2 separate regions of the Homo sapiens genome follow, and region 1 is linked to region 2. A link is an interaction called in ENCODE POLR2A ChIA-PET data of the cell type or tissue named here. Cell type or tissue: A673. All regions are shown on one strand. Each heading gives the region's core, and the rest is flanking DNA. Links, peaks and the distances in the headings are about the cores only.

Evidence for each region. ChIA-PET counts read pairs that join two places held together with the same protein. Peaks named below come from ENCODE experiments on the same cell type or tissue, not always from the same donor. Only the 100,000 strongest peaks of a DNase experiment are listed, where the experiment ranks them.
Region 1: POLR2A ChIA-PET joins it to region 2 with 8 read pairs; 2 of 35 experiments call an interaction of 5 or more read pairs at or near these places.

What each region holds. Positions count from the first base shown.
Region 1 is chr2:202,145,190-202,155,168 of GRCh38, forward strand. KIAA2012 reads left to right here. Exons shown (of 24, transcript NM_001277372.4): 14 at 9,484-9,621. Among named protein-coding and RNA genes, the nearest start is that of KIAA2012-AS1, 33 kb to the left of the region's middle. RefSeq lists an enhancer at 3,914-4,767. In A673, for the core only: a CTCF peak has its summit at 4,503; a DNase peak (open chromatin) is centred at 4,352; H3K4me3 peaks cover 694 bases; H3K27ac peaks cover 992 bases.
Region 2 is chr2:202,207,463-202,217,441 of GRCh38, forward strand. It overlaps SUMO1 (small ubiquitin like modifier 1), which reads right to left. Exons shown (of 5, transcript NM_003352.8): 3 at 6,895-6,972; 4 at 3,273-3,344. Among named protein-coding and RNA genes, the nearest start is that of SUMO1, 26 kb to the right of the region's middle. In A673, for the core only: a CTCF peak has its summit at 4,732; a DNase peak (open chromatin) is centred at 1,249.

The sequences.
Region 1 (9,979 bases), core at 1,164-9,163, 62 kb before region 2:
TAAAGTCAGCTGTCTTTTCCAAGACACTGCCAACGTTCACCTATTTCCATGCCTGTGCTCACTCTCCCTTCTCTCTCTCCCCACCCCTCTGGTTTTGTAAATAGCTTTGGTTGTGGAACTTTATTCAAAGGCTTTTTGAAGATCTAAGCAAACTTCATCTTCTGGTTCAACCTTACCCACAGGATTACTTTGTCTGCCCCAAAACGCCCTAGACAATTTAAGGCTAATTTCCTGAGAGGGGTTTGTTTTTAATTACAAAAGGAAGGCTTTTATTTGCTGAGTTTTCACTGCAACTATCATTTATTCCAATAAGTCTGTATTAATCGATGTCTTGGCTGCTAGTGACACATAATATCTGCGTAGTTAATTTTTTTCCTTTTTTCTTTGTATTATGAAAAATTTCAAAGATATGTAAAAGGATAGTATGATGAACCTCCACATACCTATCACAAGCTTTAACAATTATCTCCCCATTCTCTTGAGAGGGTCTTTTTTTTTTTTTTTTTTTTTTTTGAGATGGAGTCTCACTCTGTTGCCCAGGCTGGAGTGCAGTGGTACAGTCTCGGCCCACTGCAACCTCTGCCTCCAGGATTCAAGCGATTCTCCTGCCTCAGCCTCCCAAGTAGCTGGGATTACAGGCGCCCGTCACCACACCCGGCTAATTTTTGTAGTTTTAGTAGAGTCGGGGTTTCGCCATGTTGACCAGGCTGGTCTTGAACTCCTGACCTCAGGTGATCCACCCACCTTGGCCTCCCAAAGTGCTGGGATTACAGGCTTGAGCCACCCGCCTGGCCAAGAGGGTCTTTTTAAATGGTAAAAACAGCCAATGTTTTTGAGTTTTACTATGCACAGGGTTTAGGATTATCTCATCCTTACAACATCCCCATGTAGTTGGTACAGTTATTATCCCTGTTTACAGATAAGGAAATAGATGTCAGGACTAATAGGGCCCCTTTCACACATGAACCGCACTTTAAAGAGGCCTAGTCATTTGGAAATCCAATAAAGCTGCATTTAAATCCCAACTTCTAGGCCAGGAGTGGTGGCTCACATCCATAATCCCAGCACTTTGGGAGACCAAGGCTGGAGGATTACTTGAGCTCAGGAGTTTGAGACCAGCCTGGGCAACAAAGTGAGACCCCATCTCTATAAAAAAGTAGCAGCCGGGTGCAGTGGCTCACGCCTGTAATCCCAGAACTTTGGGAGGCTGAGGTGGGTGGATTACGAGGTCAGGAGATGGAGACCATCCTGGCTAACAAAGTGAAACCCTGTCTCTACTAAAAATACAAAAAATTAGCCAGGTGTGGTAGTACTCACCTGTAGTCCCAGATACTCGGGAGCCTGAGGCAGAAGAATCTCTTGAACCCGGGAGGTGGAGGTTGCAGTAAGCTGAGATTGCGCCACTGCACTCCAGCCTGGGTGACAGAGCAAGACTCCATCTCAAAAAAAAAAAAAAAAAAAAAGCCAGGTGTGTTGGTGCATATCTGTAGTCCCAGCTACTCAGGAGGCTGAGGCAGGAGGATTGCTTGAGCCTGGGAGGTCAAGGCTGCAGTGAGCCATGGTCATACGACCGCACTCCAGTCTGAGTGACAGAGCAAGACTCTGTCTCAAAAATGAATAAAATAAAATAAATCCCAACTTCTTCCTTATAGGCTATGTGGCTTTAGGCAGGCTATTTAACCTCTCTGAGGCACAGTTTCCTCATAGGGTAATAATATTTCCCTCATGGGGTCATGATGAGGATGAGATGAAACATATTGAAAGGGATTCACACAATGCTTGGCAGTAGGCAGCCCCCAATACGTTATAATCATTACTGTTGTACTCCCCTGTCCCTTTCCTTGAAAGCCATTATAAAACAGAACTTGGAGCTTGTATACAATCTAAAGGTTTAGACATGGAAAAGGAGAAGCTTGAAAAGCAGGAATAATTTAAAGGAGGACAATGAGTCAATCTACCAATTGTTCCTCCCTTTCCCATCCCCAACCCCCAATTCAAGCATCCCTCTCTCTGCCTCCCAAATATCCTCCATGCCTTCTGGAGTGTTCACTGTGTTTCACTGTTTAAAATTCTAACCATTAGAGATTATTTTGGGTTCCTCATACCTCTTTGTGAAAGTTTCTTAATTGCTTTCGCCATATACCTAAGGGCGCACAGCTGAAGGTCTAGGGGCAGAGGGGAGGCAGGGAATTTGGGGGCCAGGAGCACTGTGTCAGCAGGGCACCACGGCCCACAGCACAGGGCTGCAGAGGAAAATGTAGAGGTCGGAGGACAGAAGAGCCCAGTGGAGGGGAAGGGGTCAGGAAAGTGTGGAGGGCCAGGAAAGTAAAAGAAAGGACATTTTTCTTTCTCTTCTTCCAGCCTTCTGCTGTCACGCATGACCAGGACTACTTCAACTCCATAGTCCGGCTGAATTTGGGTTAAACTTTTATGGGCGAGTCTGGGAATCAAAACACCATTTTTTTTTCCTAGTAAAAATCGACTGATTTAAAAATGACCTTTTCACAGTGGAATCAGTTTGCAAGTTGAGATTCCCTGTCTGTCGGTTGTCAGATTGCAAAAGTCCCACCAGACCCAACAAAACAAGGAAGTCACACAGTTTTGAGTTCAAGTTGTGAGTTAGAAGGAGCTGGGGAGTTGTTCAGATTTCCCACCTTTCACCCCTCGACGTCCCATCTCCCAGTCTAAAATAGAATGTGTCATCTCTCAAACACAGGCACAGTTCCGGCCTGAATACAGCTAGCCACCCCCTCACAGAAAAAGCTGGCTTCTACCTCCCTTGGGGCAGAAGAGATCACTGTTTTGGCTTGAAATTTTTCTCCTCCAGCTCCTGCTGAGCCAGATAAACAGTGATTCTGTTGTATCAACAAAGCACGTAATAATGTTGAAGACAATAGCAATTAGAACTCACAGCTAAGATTTACTTATAGTAGAAGCTCTGGAATGAAAGTGTCCAGAGTTTCATTCAGAATTTCCTGGAAGAGAACAATGAGCTTAGCCCCATTTTCTAGGTAGGGAAGCTGAGGCACAGAATGACTTAGCCAAAGTCACGAAATGAGCCCCTCACAGGAGCAAAGATTGGAGGTTGCCATGTTTCTCTTCCGAGGCTCATGTTTGCTAGCTGTTCGGCTAATTTGCTAAACACTCAGGAGGATGTCAAATCTCCTTCTATAAAGTTGAGGACATTAAAAAATAGATGAAGACCAAAATTCCTGACAGGCGGAGAACAAGAAAGCTCTTGTTTGGCTACCAAACTAACTGTCTCCACCGTGCCTACTTGTGGAGCCCTCGCAAAACGGCCCACTCAGCCCATTTCACCAGCACCAAATTCCCTGCAGAATGTAAAAAGTGGGCCCAGACCTCACGTGGCCAAGAAGAGCAGGATGACCCCAGGTGACAGGTGCTAGACTGCTGGGCACATTTGTGTGGGTGGAAGCCCGCTGTGGCTCGGGGGTTCTGCTGCTCCTCAGAAAGAGGCTATGCGGCCAGGCTGGGTTGCTGAGCTGAGATCCCAGGCGTCCATCTGACCTCCTGCACACTGGAGGCCTCCTCCCTTCCAGCCAGGGAAACCTAGACAGAGACAGAACCTCAAAGTGAGGACTTTGGGGGTGGCCAGGGTGGTCGGCCTTGCCACAGACAGAGTGCCCTCCAAGTCAGCCTGAGGTTGACAATGTATACAACGCCCGGCCCATTCGGATCCCCTTCCTAGGCAGTCCCATCTCAGGGAGCCCACGGAGTCCCAGGTACGCTCAGCCCCACGTCTGGCCCCATTCCCACTGCCCGCTTTTAGGTCCGCAGGCTGCCATGGGCAAGGAACAACAGGGCCCGGGAAGGCCAAACACGGGGAAAGTTGCCAGGCCCTTTGCTCCTGCAGGAAGGGCCCCTTCCAGGATTTAGTTCCCCTACCCTAGCAGGGGGCGGGAGGACAGGGAAGCTCAGAATCCCAGCCCTCCTTCTCCCCTACCCCCAGTGACTAAATCTCTCAGATCTCTGTGTGCCCCTGGGACTCAGAGCCAACCAAGGGGAGTCAAAGGACAGACTATCAGCCAACGAGGGGAGCCTGGGGGTCAGAGGAGGGACTGACTCTTCCTTTTGTTTACTCACAGGAGGCGACAAATGCCCTTTGTGCACAGAGGTTTGATGTGGCAACTTGAGAGACCACCTAAGGGTTTCAGCAAAGGCTCCCCCGACCCGCTCTTCAAACGTTAAGATAATGGCGGGGTGTGTGCCCCAGCACATTTCAGATCTTGGTTACAAAGGCCCTCCTCCTTTCTGTTTTCTTCCTCCAGCTCAGCTTGCCCGCAGGTTCCCGGAGCCTCTTGGCAGCCTGTTCTCCGGCAGAATGAAGTTGTGAGCTGCGTGGGAGGGAGTTAGACAGTGAGAGTGTTGCAGCCTCCTTAATGAGAGACAATCGCTCTTCTTGGAGCCATTAAACCGCAGCTACAAAGATGGGGAACCCCAATTAGAAAGGAGTGGGAGAAGTAATGAGGAGGGCCGGAGGGACACCTACAGGACAGATCCTTATCTCTGGTGGCTCTGTGGGACCCAGGGTGGAGACACAGCCACTTGGGTTTAGAATTTCATCTCCTTCTTAAGGTTAGACTTCCCAAAGTCTGTTTGGAGAGCCAACCCATGGTAGTGACCATTTAAAATATAACAGTTGAAAGGAGGAGGAAAAATTACTGGGGAGAAGGATTTCTCCCTGGGTCTGTAGCTCAGATATTATAATCCAAGAGTAAGAAAGGAAACAGTAAGATGCGTCTGTAATTTTAATGGATGTTCTCTTTAAGTTTTGCTATATTATATATGTGTGTAAGTCTAGATATTTGTACGGAACCAATAGCTCTCCCTTTTTTCTGTGTGATAGCTCAACTGAATCACATTGTGTTTACAGCAAGATAATAATCCTGGATTTTCCATGGCTCACTCTGTCAGAGTATAAGATTAGCTCTTGAATTCATTAACAGTCATCTCCTTTTAAATGTCAGATAACTTTTTAAATGCCAAGTATTTACGCAATGCCTTCTGTGCAATTCAAATCAGCTTTACCAAATTAACTCGTTAATCTTTATTGTTTCATTTACTAAAGAGAAAGGCTTCCAGGTGTTTTTAGCAGAACATAAAAATATTAAAGTATTTGCAGTACAATATAGGTGAAGGGATGGGTTCTGTTTTTCTGCTAAACATTTCACCATTCCATCAGTTTTTTTGGTTTGTTTGTTTGGTGTGGGGTTTTTTTGTTTGTTTTTTTGTTTTTTGTTTTTTGTGTTTTTTTTTGAGACAGAGTCTCGCTCTGTCGCCGAGGCTGGAGTGCAGTGGCGCGATCTCCGCTCACTATAACGCTCACCTCCTGGGTTCAGGCAATTCTCATGCCTCAGCCTCCCAAGTAGCTGGGACCACAGGCTTGCACCACCATGCCTGGTTGATTTTTGTATTTTTAGTAGAAATGGGTTTTGCTGTGTTGGCCAGGCTGGTCTTGAACTGCTGGCCTCAAGTGATCCAGCCACCTCAGCCTCCCGCAGTCCTGGGATTACAGGCATAAGCCACCGCACCTGTCCATTCCATTAGTTTTTAAATCATCTCCACCAAAGTATTCACATAAAAGAAACAAAAAACCTTCAGGCATCTCTGCTTTCTTCAGTTCCCCCATTTTCCTTCCCTTCCATTTAACCTTGTGTTTTCTTCTCTCTCCTGTACCTTTAGAGACCTTGACTCCTGATCACTATTTATTCTTCTGTCTTTGCTCTCAACATACCCAAGAGCTGCAAGTGTCAGTTTTGATTGCTCTGCCACTCAGAAAACAGAGGGGTGCCTCATGGGGTCAAGGATGGAGCCCAGAAGACTGGGGCAGACAGGCCTAGAAATCAGGAATTCCAATTTCCTTTTAAAAGATCCCCTGCTTACCTCTAAATAATCAGACCACAGGGCCAGGCACGGTGGCTCACTCCTGTAATCTCAGCACTTTGAGAGGCCAAGGCGGGTGGACCACCTGAGGTCAGGAGTTCGAGACCAGCCTGGCCAACATAGCAAAACCCCATCTCTACTAAAAATACAAAAATTAGCCGGGCATGGTGGCACACACCTGTAGTCCCAACTACTCGGTAGACTAAAGGAGGAGAATTGCTTGAATCAGGGAGGCAGAGGTTGCAGTGAGCCAAGATTGCGCCACTGCACTCCAGCCTGGGCAACAGAGCAAGACTCTGTCTCAAAAAATAATAATAATAATAAAATAATTCAATAAATAAATAATCAGACCACAGAGATACCAGCTACCCTGATTGCTAAAGATAGATTCATCCAGGGCTGGCTCCAGCTTGTCATCCAGCTCTCTCCTCAGAGCAGCCTCCTCTGACCATTTAAGCCAAGCGGCCACCCCCTTCCCATTACCCTCCCTCCTAGCACCATTGTGTTGTCTTCACAGACTAGTCACCACCTAAAAGCATCATCTTGCTTATGTGTGTGTTTGTTTGTCTGACACATAGTAGGCACTTAATAAATATCAGTTTAATGGATAAATGAAAAACCAACCAAGCACGTGACTTTCATTTTTATTTTTGTATTTGTTATTACTTTTATATTTATTTATTTTAGAGACAGGGCCTTACTCTGTTGCCCAGGCTGGAGTGCAGTGGCATGATCATAGCTCACTGCAGCCTCAAACTCTTGGGCTCAAGGATCTTACCACCTCAGCTTTCTGAGTAGCTGGGACTACAGGCACACACCACCACACCCAGCTAATTTTCTTTAAATTTTTTTGTAAAGACAGGATCTCACTGTGTTGCCCAGGTTGGCCTCAAACTCCTGAACTCAGGCAATCCTCCTGCCTCAGCCTTCCAAAGTGATGAGATTACGGATATGAGCCACTGCACCGGACCTAGCATGCGACTTTCTTTCCTGCTTTCAATTTTCTGACTTTTTCTTCTCCCATCACTACCTCTTCTTTATATGTTTAATCTTTTTTTTCCTCCCATATCCCAAATCCCCTTTCACTATCATTCATTCATTAGAACACTTGAACGTAATGAGCAAAAACAGTACTTCACATTCCAGTGGGTATAGAGCCTTCACTCAAAACATTCCATCAAGTTAGAATTGATGGCCTCTGAACATTAGGGAGATGAGCCATATGGTCAGGAGAATTGTTTTATCGAAAGATTTATAGGTCAAGTGCTTTGGGGAGACTTTTCTCAAAGCCTCTCAACTCCCCCACTCTTCAATCTGAGCCCCAAATAAGGAGTTAAAGTAATTTCAGGCGTTGGAACTCGTCTTGACTATGCCTTTTGTTCTCCCATCTAACACAAAATCTTCTCTTGGGGATAATGGAGAAATTTCCCTCAAATCATTATCATCTGATTTCTATTATTCTATCCAGTGATTCATGCATGATTGTGGAGGCTAGAAAGCTTGAAATGCCTTGTCTGAGTCTAGCTTGGACCAAATGCTTTCATTTTATCGAGAAATGGAGAGGGACTGTCTCACCCTGAAAAGCTAATCAGATATGTGGCTGAGATGATAAAAAAATTGGATGTGTGTTTATCCAGAAAAATCTTTATCTCTAGCCACATTTCAAAGCAAAAGAAAAGGGTGTGGGTGTTCATTGGAATGATGACTGTTTGTGGGGACTCACCAATTGTTAATTCATCATTAATGTTTAAAAGTAATATAAATGTTATGGGAGGGAGAGTTTATGACTGCCCAGGGAGATGGCCTTCTGAGAGTCTCCTAGAAAATATGGAAATTATCAAATCCACACTCAGGGTGATCTCATGACATATTAATGTATGTGACCCCAGCAAATTTGTCCCAAAAATAATAAATTTTATCTTTGGAAATGAGGAACCAGTGCTACCTAGAGGACTGTCTTCTGGAAGTCAACACATACTTCCTGTAAAGGTATCTTCACTGCTCCCTCCTCCTTTGAATTGAGGTGGGCCATAACCTGTTAGTTACTCTTTTGTTCAGCCAATATGTATCAAGTGTGTGTTCATTTCCAGACCCTGTGCCAGAAACTGCTGGGACAATGGGAACGGAACAGCCATGGTTCCTGCCTTCAGGGGGCTTCCAGTCTAGAGGAGGAGGAGAGATGGCTGCACAAGCCTCAGCAATCATTGTGGTCAATGGTGGGGAGGTGCTCATGCTCTGGGTGGTCACAGGGGCACAGGGAAGCCATACTTGAAAGATGAAGAAGAGTCAGAAGAAGGGGAGAGGGAAGGACACTTACAAAGGTCTTGCTCCAGGAGCTCAAGGGCTGGTGCCCATGTGGCCCTCTGCACCTGCTATTCCCATAGCCAAGTAAACACTTCATGCAGATAGACCTTAGAACCTTCCCTCACCATCTTCAGAGCTTTGCTCAGTCATTGCTTTTTCATGGGACCTTCCTTGACTCTCTGCTTAAAATTGCAGCCTCCACTTCCATCCCCAGCTATTCCCTCAGCCCACTTTGTGTTTTATTTTTCTCCCTGTCACAAACCACCTTCAGATGTACTTATGTTCCACTTCCTTATTGATTCTGTCTTCCCTTTCAGTGGAATGGATGTGCACTCTTCATGAGGGTGGAGACTTTCATCCCTTTGGGCACTGCCCTATCTGCTCTGCCTGGCATAGAAAAGACACCCAATAAATATTTGTTGTGTGACTAAATGAAGCAGGAGAGATCATCCAGGGCCAGGCAGGAAGGGCTTATAAACCTTGTAAGCCAGTTGGCCTTCCTCTTGAGGACAATGGCCTTTGAAGGTATCAAGCAGAGAAGTGATATGGTCCAGTATGCATCTTCGAAGGAGCAGCCAGGTTGCAATGTGGGGCATGGGCTGGAGGGCAACTTCAGATCCAATTCTGTGGTGTCCTGAAATGTGACACCCTTTGTACAGCCCAGAAGCTCGGAGAGCCCCCGGGGCCTCCCAGACTCCTCTGTTAGCTCATTCTTCTTTCTGTCTCTGCTACATTTGTTCAAATCAGTCTTCCTAACATATCAAATTCATTTTTGTCATCTTGGAAATAAACTGGAATCTTGCTATAACCATATTTGCTGCAAAGCAGATTTGATAACCATTCAGCCACTATATAAGTATCAAAAATATCTCATTAAAAAGGAGCCTTCAACAGATGGTAATTTTAGCTCTGCCATATAGCAGCTAATGGCTTTGGGCAAGTTGCTTAACCTCCCAGAGCCTCCTGGTTTCCTGTCTGTATAATGGGAGTAACAGTACCTGCCTTACAGGGTTGTTGTGAGGGTTAAATAATTAAAGCCCTGGGACCTAGGAAGGTCCCTTTTTCCACTTCCGTAGGCATTAATTAATAAACAGTCTTGGGCTATTTTCTCTCTATAGGGTCCTCTGTGTCTTCAACAGTAACAATAGTTGCTGCGTATTATTGTTTCAATGATTTTTAAAATTGCCTTCTGTAAATATTTGGGGATTTGGACTAGCTCTTGTTGCACTGTATATCATTCATATGAAAGTTCGGGCTTTCTGCTTCTCTTCACAGGGAGCCCAGCAGTCCTTGGAGGCAGCAGCTCAGAAGACAGGAGAGCCTCAAAGTTGTATAAATAAAGCGCTGATATGTTCAAACAGAAAAGAATTTTACACGCGCAAGCTGCACATCGACATGACGCCGTTCCTGAAGGTGATCTCACACTGAGAAGACGAGGGGTTTTATAGACACAAACACAGGAATTCCAGTTAATACACTTCTGCATGGTACAAAAACAGCTTCAGAAGTCCCTCAGAGCTCCTGCATTATCAGAAGGGACAGAAAATAGGCAGTTTGTAGCAGATGAAGAAAGAACAAATTAGGACAGTAATCACAGCCAGCCATCGGGGACAAATCAGTCGGGTGTCTGGTTTGGGTGGTGGGGGACAGGGAACAGAGAGGAGAAAGAGTAACTTTAAACCACCTCATAAAACAGTCAAATATAATTCATTTTATCTTGACAGTAGCTAAAATAATTGTTACTGTTTTACCACTGTCACTTGGTAGAGTT
Region 2 (9,979 bases), core at 700-8,699:
TTAATCTAAAGAATATAGAGGTGTCTTTCCTTCTGATTCTGTCTATTTAGTTATGCATCTTACTTTCCTGAGTCAATTTCACTTCCCAGTTTATTCGCTATATAAAACTGAAGTGTTTTTGACAGCCATGTTAAAGAACTTTTAAATCTAATGAAACATGTATTTAATAGTTTAAGTGATAGTTTAATAGGATATATCTAATTTGGTGTTTGTTTGTTTTTGTTTTTTGAGACAGGGTCTCATTATATTGCCCAGGCTGGAGTACAGTGGCACAATCTCAGCTCACTGCAACCTCAGCCTCCTGGGCTCAACCTCAGCTCACTGCAACCTCAGCATCCTGGGCTCAACCAATCCTCCCAGCTCAGCCTCCCAAGTAGCTAGCACTACAAGCGTGCGCTACCATACCTGGCTACTTTTTCTATTTTTAGTAGAGATGAGGTTTCGCCATGTTGCCCAGGCTGGTCTCAACTCCTGACCTGCAGTGATCCAGCCCGCCTCAGCCTCCCAAAGTGCTAGGATTGCAGGCGTGGGCCACTGTGCCTGACCAAAAAGTTTTAAATTTTATAGGTAACATTTTTGTGCAGAATTTTAAATATGAAAATAAAGTATGTTAAGAAATCTAAACATAACACATGTGAATTTAGGATTTTAAAGTGATCAGAATGGCTCTAGTAGTGTTAAGCTATCTTGGTTGTGGAACATATTTGAATATTTAAATAATTATTAAACATGCTTTTAGGCCAGGTGCAGTGGGTCACACCTGTAATCTCAGCACTTTAGGAGGCTGGGGGGGCGGCAGATCACCTGAGGTCGGGAGTTCGAGACCAGCCTGACCAACATGGTGAAACCCCGTCTCTACTAAAAATACAAAATTAGCCAGGCGTGGTGGTGCATGCCTGTAATCCCAGCTACTCAGGAGGCTGAGGCAGGAGAATCGCTTGAACCCGGGAGGCAGAGGTTGCGGTGAGCCAAGATTGTGCCATTGCACTCCAGCCTGGGCAACAAGAGCAAAACTCCATCTCAAAAAAAAAAAAAAAAAGATGCTTTTAAAACAATTTTAATTGCCCATATAGCATGGTAAATACTGCAAGGAATAAAATTCCAAGTGTTATTAGAAACCTTCAAAACAGGAAGACAGCATGAGTCCTTGAGCTATAAAGAATATAAAGCTACAAACTTCAAGAAGTACATTAACAGAGACAAGTGAACAACAGCACAGGAGGGTCACTCCCTAAAGACCTACTGTCTCCCACTGCACCAACATTCCTCTGAAAAAATAATCTCTTAATTACAAGGAATGTGTAAGGCATGTGTCAGTAAAATGTATTAGATATCTACTGTATGGTCCCAGAGATTATGCCAAGTTAAAGGAAAGTAAAAGATGAGTTTGGAACTTCTTACTGTGCCAGAAAGTAAGGAAGTGTTCAAGAAGGTGGTGGACACTAAACCTAAGGGGAATATTTGATGAGAAAGGGGATATTCGCATAGTTTCAAAGTGTGTCCCCTCAAATTACTTAATTGTAACAGGAAAAACAGTTAACTACAAAGTAAAAAAAAAAAAAAAAAAAAAGAGACAACACTTAAACTAAGTGATCAAAGCCTGGGCACATAGGGAGACTCCATCTCTACAAAAAATTTAAAAGCAGAGCATGGTGGCACATGCCTGTAATCCCAGCTATTCAGGAGGCTGATAGTGATAGGATTGCTAGAGCCCAGGCATTTGTGGCTGCAGTGAGCTATGACTGCATTCTAGTAGTCATACTAGAAAAACATAATATTTTTTTTTTTTTGAGACAGGGGACTCCTCGCTCTGTTATCCAGGCTCGTCTCGAACTTTTGGGCTCACTCAAGTGATCCTCCCGCTTCAGCCTCCCAAGCAGCTAGGACTATAGGCGTGCACCACCAATCCCAGCTATCAAATGCTGCACAATGTTATTTTATTTTATTTACTTTATTTTTGAGACAGGTTCTCACTCTGTCACCTAGGCTGGAGCACAGTGACATGACCAGGGCTCACTGCAGCCTCGACCTCCTGGGCTCAAGTGATCCTTCCACCTCAGCCCCCCAAGTAGCTGGGACTACAAACATGCACCACTAAGCCTAGTTAATTCTTTTTTTCTTTTTTTTTGAGACAGAGTCTCGCTCTGTTGCCCAGGCTGGAGTGCAGTGGCGTAATCTCGGCTCACTGCAACCTCTGCCTCCCGGGTTCAAGCGATTCTTCTGCCTCAGACTCCCGAGTAGCTGGGACTACAGGCACATGCCACCACGCCCGGCTAATTTTTGTATTTTTAGTAGAGACGGGGTTTCACCATACTGGCCAGGCTGGTCTCGAACTCCTGACCTCGTGATCCGCCCACCTCGGCCTCCCAAAGTGCTGGGATTACAGGCATAAGCCACTGCACCTGGCCAAATTTTTTTATTTTTAGTAGAGACGGGTTTTCGTCATGTTGCCCAGGCTGGTCTTGAACTCCAGGACTCAAGCAATCCACCCACTTTGGCCTCCCAAAGTGCTAGGATTACAAGTATGAGCCACCGTGCCTGGCCCACATGCTGTGCAATTTTAATTGGTGAATCTAAGGAATAGTTATACAGGAGAGTATTACACTATTCTCACAATTCAGTAAGTTTGAAATATTTTCAAAATAAAAAGTTAATAACCCTATATTGTTCCCACTATCAGAAATATCAGTAATGTTACTCTGTGTATGAAGGGAATCTATGTATATAGATACACACACACATACACACACACACACACTACTTTGAGATATCTCTATAGAGGGAAGATGGGTGGAATATAAAAGCAAAGCAAACTGCTCATAGAATAAAAAAATCAAATGAAGACAGAGAAGCATAAAAAAATAGGGTAAAACAAGATGACAGAGCCAAATATATTAATATACACTATGCTTCTGTATTAACATTCTCAAAATAGGTCAAAAATGAAAATCCAGCCATTAATGTTACCATCACCATGAAAGTATACCAGAAATTTACCAAATTTGAGGAACATTTGTCTATCTTCAAAAAGGATGTAGCATGTGACCTATGACAATTTCAGTACTCATTTTGTTTCTACCACCCTTTTTATTGGCACTTTTAAAGGCACTATAGGGGAAGTTCAACCCAAAACATTATTTCTTCTCTCCAACAAATGATATGCCATTTAAATCAGAGAATATTCAAGAAAAGGGCAGTTTTAACACCAGTGAACCAAACTGCTCAAAGGAGAATTTAAATTTTTTCTTGACTCAGGAGAAAAGTATACTCACTTCTTTTGGAGTATGATTATCAGCAATTCTCTGACCCTCAAAGAGAAACCTGAGTGAATTCATTGGAACACCCTAAAAAGGTAAAGATAATAATAATGCATACATACACACACAAATATTAGAAAACATAATGGTAACTTTGATGCACAAAAAGCAAGCATGAAAGCCTTAGAACACTACATAGAAAATAAAATTAGACAAGCTAATTCAATCATAAATACTATATACTGTACTGAGTAGCAACTATTTGCAAGGCCCTCCCTGTACCAATTCTTTACATACATAATCATAAGTGTTAAACACAACAACCCTGGAAGGTAGGTATTACCACCTTATCTTCATGTTACAGCTAGGGAACCTAAGGCTTGGAGCTAGCCAAGAATTTAAGCCCAAACCTGTTTCTAAGCCTATGCTCTTGACCACTACTCGATTCACTTTGCCCTAAATCTGTAAGCTAGAATAAAAGATCAGATCAGAAACTGGACGTGCACCCTCACTAGCTTCCAACTATACTGGCGAAATTGGTTTTAAACAGATTACATCATAAAATTTGGTAAAGCACAAATGGCTAGCTAGCTAATCTACCATAAACCTGGATGGCATAGATAGCGCAATATTACAAAATATATTAGTATACATTTTTCTAATCACTCTTCAACAAAAATAGCTGAAAGGGGAGACGGCTCACTTGAGGTCAGGAGTTTGAGACCAGCCTGGCCAACATTATCATAAAATCTGGTAAAGCGCAAATGGCTAGCTAGCTCATCTACCATAAACCTGGATGGCACAGATAGCACCATAAATATTACAAAATATATTAGTATACATTTTTCTAATCACTCTTCAACAAAAACAGCTGAAAGGGGAGAGACGGCTCACTTGAGGTCAGGAGTTTGAGACCAGCCTGGCCAACATAATGAAACTCCATCTCTACTAAAAATACAAAAATTACGGGGCAGGCGCAGTGATTCAGCCTGTAACCCCAGCACTTTGGGAGGCCGAGGCGGGTGGGTCACTAGAGGTCAGGAGTTCAAGACCAGCCTGGCCAACATGGTGAAACCCCATCTCTACCAAAAATACAAAAATTAGCCTGGCGAGGTGGCACGCGCCTGTAATCCCAGCTACTCGGGAGGCTGAGACAGGAGAATCACTTGAACCCGGGAGGTGGAGGTTGCAGTGAGCCAAGGTCGTGTCACTGCACTCCAACCTGGGCAACAGAGGAACACCCTGTCTAAAAAAAAAAATACAAATACAAATACAAAAAAAAATACAAAAATTAGCCAGGCCTGGTGGCAGGTGCCTGTAATCCCAGCTACTCGGGAGACTGAGGCATTGGGAATCACTTGAGTCCAGGAGGTGGAGGTTGCAGTGAGCTAAGACGGCACCACTGCACTCCAGCCTAGGCGACAGAGTGAGACTCTGTCTCAAAAAAAAAAAAAAAAAAAAAATCAATTCCCTGGCCTACAGATGGGGGGCGTAGAGACTATATGAATTTTCTTCAGAGTTATGAAAATTAAATGACGATGAATCTTTTTTTTTTTTTTTTTTTGAGACAGTGTCCCACTCTGCCACCCAGGCTGGAGTGCAATGGCGTGATCTCGGCTCATTGCAACCTCCGCCTCCTGGGTTCAAACGATTCTTCTGCCTCTGCCTCCCGAGTAGCTGGGATTACAGGCGTGCACCACCATGCCTAGCTAATTTTTGTATTTTTAGTAGAGACAGGGGTTTCACCATGTTGGTCAGGCTGGTCTCGAACTCCTGACCTCATGATCCGCCTGCCTCAGCCTCCCAAAGTGCTGGGATTAGAGGCGTGAGCCACTGTGCCTGGCCAATAATGTATCTTAAATACCTATGGCACAGTACACATAATTGAGATTTCAATAAATGTTTCTTTCCCCTGATGAATTTCATCTCAATTTTAACACCCAAAGTTATTACAAATGTGAAGTAGTTGAACCCCAATTAATGTGATTTTATTAAGTTAAACAATTAAAATCTACAAAAACAGAAGAGACAAAAATGCTTATTGTTTTACTTATCCTAACACCTAGTTTCTCTTTCTTATAATAAGTTTTTTTTAATGTGAGTTACAAATTTAAACTGTTAAAAGCAAACCTTCTAAAAATGAAATCTACAGGCCGGGCACGGTGGCTTATGCCTGTAATCCCAGCACTTTGGGAGGCCAAGGCGGGCGGATCACAAGGTCAGGAGTTCGAGACCAGCCTGACCAACATAGTGAAACCCCGCCACTACTAAAAATACAAAAATTAGCCGGGCGTGGTGGTGCATGCCTGTAATCCCAGCTACTCGGGAGACTGAGGCAGGAGAATCGCTTGAACCAGGGAGTCACAGGTTGCAGTGACCTGAGATCACACCACTGCATTCCAGCCTGGGCGACAGAGTGAAGACTCCATCTCAAAGAAATAAATAAATAAATGAAAATAAAATTTACAATACCTGAGTTAATATTATGTAATATAATTCAATTTTTTTTCTTTTTTTTCTTTTTTCTTTTTTTTTTTTGAGATGGAGTCTTGCTCTGTCACCCAGGCTGAAGTGCAGTGGCATGATCTCAGCTCACTGCAACCTCTGCCTCCCAGATTCAAGTGATTCTCCTGCCTCAGCCTCCCGACTAGCTGGGAATTACAGGCATGCGCCACCATGCCTGGCTAATTTTTGTACTTTTAGTAGAGACAAGGTTTTGCCATGTTGGCCAGGCTGGTCTTGAACTCCTGCCCTCAGGTGATCCGCCCGCCTCAGCCTCCCAAAGTGCTGGGATTACAGGCATGAGCCACTGCACCCAGCCTATAATTTAATTTAAGACTGATTAAACATATATTTCTTGCTTATTAAATCATAATTTCACTTAAACTATATCTTGGTTGTCTCATATTAATTCCAATTACATTTATTTTCAAAACCTATTTTATAAGGCCAGGCCTGGTGGCTCACGCCTGTAATCCCAGCACTTTGGGAGGCCGAGGTGGGCAGATCACCTGAGGTCGGGAGTTCGAGACCAGCCTGACCAACATGGAGAAACCCCATCTCTACTAAAAATACAAAATTAGCTGGGCGTGGTAGTGCATGCCTGTAATCCCAGCTACTCGGGAGGCTGAGGCAGGAGAATCACTTGAACTTGGGAGGCGGAGGTTGCAGTGAGCAGAGATCGTGCCACTGCACTCCAGCCTGGGCAGCAAGAGCAAACTCCATCTCAAAAAAAAAAAAAAAGAGAGATAATATACTAATAATACTACTACTTAAATTTAACATATGGCTAAACACTCATGATTAGAAGTACAAAAACAATCCATAGTAATCACCAAAAAATTACTTGCCTTTTTTGCTATATATACTGGTAAGCCATCAAGACAGAAACATTCATTTGAGCTCGCTTTTACAATTCTGAGTTACTTTTCAAACTAGTTCCCATCTTACGAATTCAAACTTTAAAATGGGCCACAAGACAAAAAAAGCAGTTAAGCAGGGTACAAGAAATGATAGAGTGTTTTCCTTGAGTTGCTAATGGTGAAAATAATAAAACAGGATTTTTCTTCTGACAATCTTCTATAAAAAAAAAAAAATTAACGACAAAGCATTGTACTTAATACCAAAATGGACGAACCTGTCTTTGACAGTATGATTCTTTGAGTTTCTTGAGATGTGTTGTCATTTTCACTTTGAAGTGAATCTCACTGCTATCCTAAGGAGATAAAAAAGAAAAAAATTATCCCTCTTTGTATAAATCATTTGCTTTACTTGAACCAAACTATTTAATTACACATATAGTGCAAATAGAAACATAAACCTTGTAACCTGTATTTTTCCACCACAATATTCTTTTTAGCATTCTTAACAGGTTTTCTTAAAACAGTGTAATCATCCTCAAAGTTACTGTATACCCATTACAAAAGAAACCGAGTAAAACAAAGTTAATCAGTCTTGAGTGTTAAAATTATCAGTATAAGTAAAAGTCTAAGTAAATGCATTCCTTCATTTGCCATTCTATTGTCAAAATAAAAGATGAACTATCGCATCTTTTATTTATCCCAATAGCAACTCAAAACAAAAAGTCTGTCCCCCCAAGTGAAGTGTCACTGAAGGTGGTCGCCTAGGAGAAAAGCAGTTAATTAGATAATAATTAATTGTATAAAATTCAATTTTATACAATAAGCGACTGAGAAATTTATTCCTGCCATAAAAAATCACCACATGGGGCTGAGCGCAGTGGCTCATGCCTGTAATCCCAGCAATTTGGGAGACCAAGGCAGGCGGATCACAAGGTCAGGAGTTCAAGACCAGCCTGGCCAGTATAGTGAAACCCCGTCTCTACTAAAAATACAAAAATTAGCCAGGCATGGTGGCACACACCTGTAGTCCCAGCTACTCAGGAGGCTGAGGCAGAAGAATTGCTTGAACCCAGGAGGTGTAGGTTGCAGTGAGCCAAGAACACGCCACTGCACTCCAGCCTGGGAAACAGAACAGTACTCCATCTCAAAAAAAAAAAAAAAAAAAAAATCACCACATGGAATCTGGTTTCTCTCACATGAGTAAAATGAGTAAGAACCTGAGTTAGTCAAACTGATTTGTGAGACCAAAAATTATTTTATTCTGCTCAGATTGTGAAACAAACTATCAGCCAGCCAATCCTCAGAAAAAATACTGTTACTTGCATAATGTAAACTTTCAAAGCCAAACTTCATGACTACATATCACATTCACAAATGTGTATTTGCAGAAGCTGCACATTTACAGTATTTTTCTTGTGACTGTAACTATGAAGAAATAAAATTATCTTCACATAGATCATTTCATAAACAGATAAAATTCTACAGCAAACCTCATGCTATACATTAAAATCAATTCCAGGCTGGGCATGGTGGCTCATGCCTATAATCCCAACACTTTGGGAGGCCAAAGCAGGAGGATCATTTGAGTTCAGGAGTTCGAGACCAGCCTGACCAACATGGTGAACGCCATTTCTACTAAAAATACAAAAAAATTAGCCAGGCGTGGTGGCGCATGCCTGTAATCCCAGCTACTCGGGAGGGTGAGGCAGGAGAATCGCTTGAACCCAGGACGCGGAGGCTGCAGTGAACCTAGATCTCGCCACTGTACTCCAGCCTGGGCAACAGAGTGAGACGCCATCTCAAAAAAAAAAAAAAAAAATCACTTGCAGATGAATTAAAGAGCTAACATTAAAATTTTTTTGGCCAGGTGCAGTGGCTCACTCCTGTAATCCCAACACTTTGGGAGGTCAAGCCGGGCAGATCACGAGGTCAGGAGTTCAAGACCAGCCTGGCCAACATGATGAAACCCTATCTCTACTAAAAATATAAAAAATTAGCCGGGTGTGGTGACAGTTGCATGTAATCCCAACTACTCGGGAGGCTGAGGCAGGAGAAGTGCTTGAACCTGGGAGGCGGATGTTGCAGTGAGCCGGAAGTACCACTGCACTCCAGCCTGCATGACAGGACAAGGCTCCACATCAAAAAAAAAAAAAAAAAAATTCTCAATATTTTCCCCTCAAGGGAGAATTTTTTTCCCCTAATTTTGGCCTTGGGATGCCCTATTGCAAAGCATGATTTTAACCTAGAAACCATAAAAAAAAGAGGTGGATAAATTTGACTTAATAAAAACATAAAACGTCTGTATAGTAAAAGATGCCATAAACAAAAGTTAAGACATACTGGAGGAAATATTCATAACATGTAACAGACAAGGAAAATGAAGACAATATTTTTAAAAATCCCACAAATTAATAATTCTTAAAAAGACATTCCATGGCATATGGACATATAGATAGATCAATGGCATAAAATTGAGAGCCAAGAAAAAACCCTTATATCTATAGTCAATTTTTTGACAAGGATACCAGAACAATTCAGTGAGAAAAGGACAGTCTTTTCAACTAATGGTCTGGGACAAACACCCATAAAAAATTATTCAAAATGATGAAAGATTTAAATGTAAGAGCTAAAACTATAAATAAAACCATAAAACTTTTTTTTTTTTTTTTTTGAGACAGGGTCTCACTCTGTCACCCAGACTGGAGTACAGTCACGTGATCACAGCTTACTGCAGCCTTGACCTCCCAGGCTCAAGTGATTCTCCCTGCTCAGCCTCCTGAGTAGCTGGGACTACAGGCATGTGCCACCACGCCCTACTAATTTTTTATATTTTTTGTAGAGATGGGGTTTCGCCATGTTGCCCAGGCTGGTCTCCAGCTCCTGAGCTCAAGCAATCTGCCCACCTTGGCCTCCCAAAATGCTGAGATTACAGGTGTGAGCCATTGTGCCCAGCCTTAAAACTCTTAAACCACAAGCGTAAACCTTTGTGACCCTGGATTAGGTAATGGTTTCTTAGATAAATTACAAGCAACAAAAGAAAAAACAGATGAACTTAATTTACCAAAATTAAAAACTTTACGCTGCAAAGAATAAAACCAAGAAAGTGAAAAGACAACTCAAAGATAGGAGAAAATCCATGCAAATCATATATATGATAAAGGTCTAATACCCAGAATAAAAGACATATTACCACTCAACAATAAAAAGACAACTAACCCAATTTAAAAATGGGCAAAAGATCTAAAGAACTTCATTTTTCCAAAGAAGATGTACTAATGGCCAATAAGTACATAAAAAAATGCTTGGCATCATTAGCCATCAGGAAAGAGCAAGTTGAAACCACAGTGAGATACCACTTCA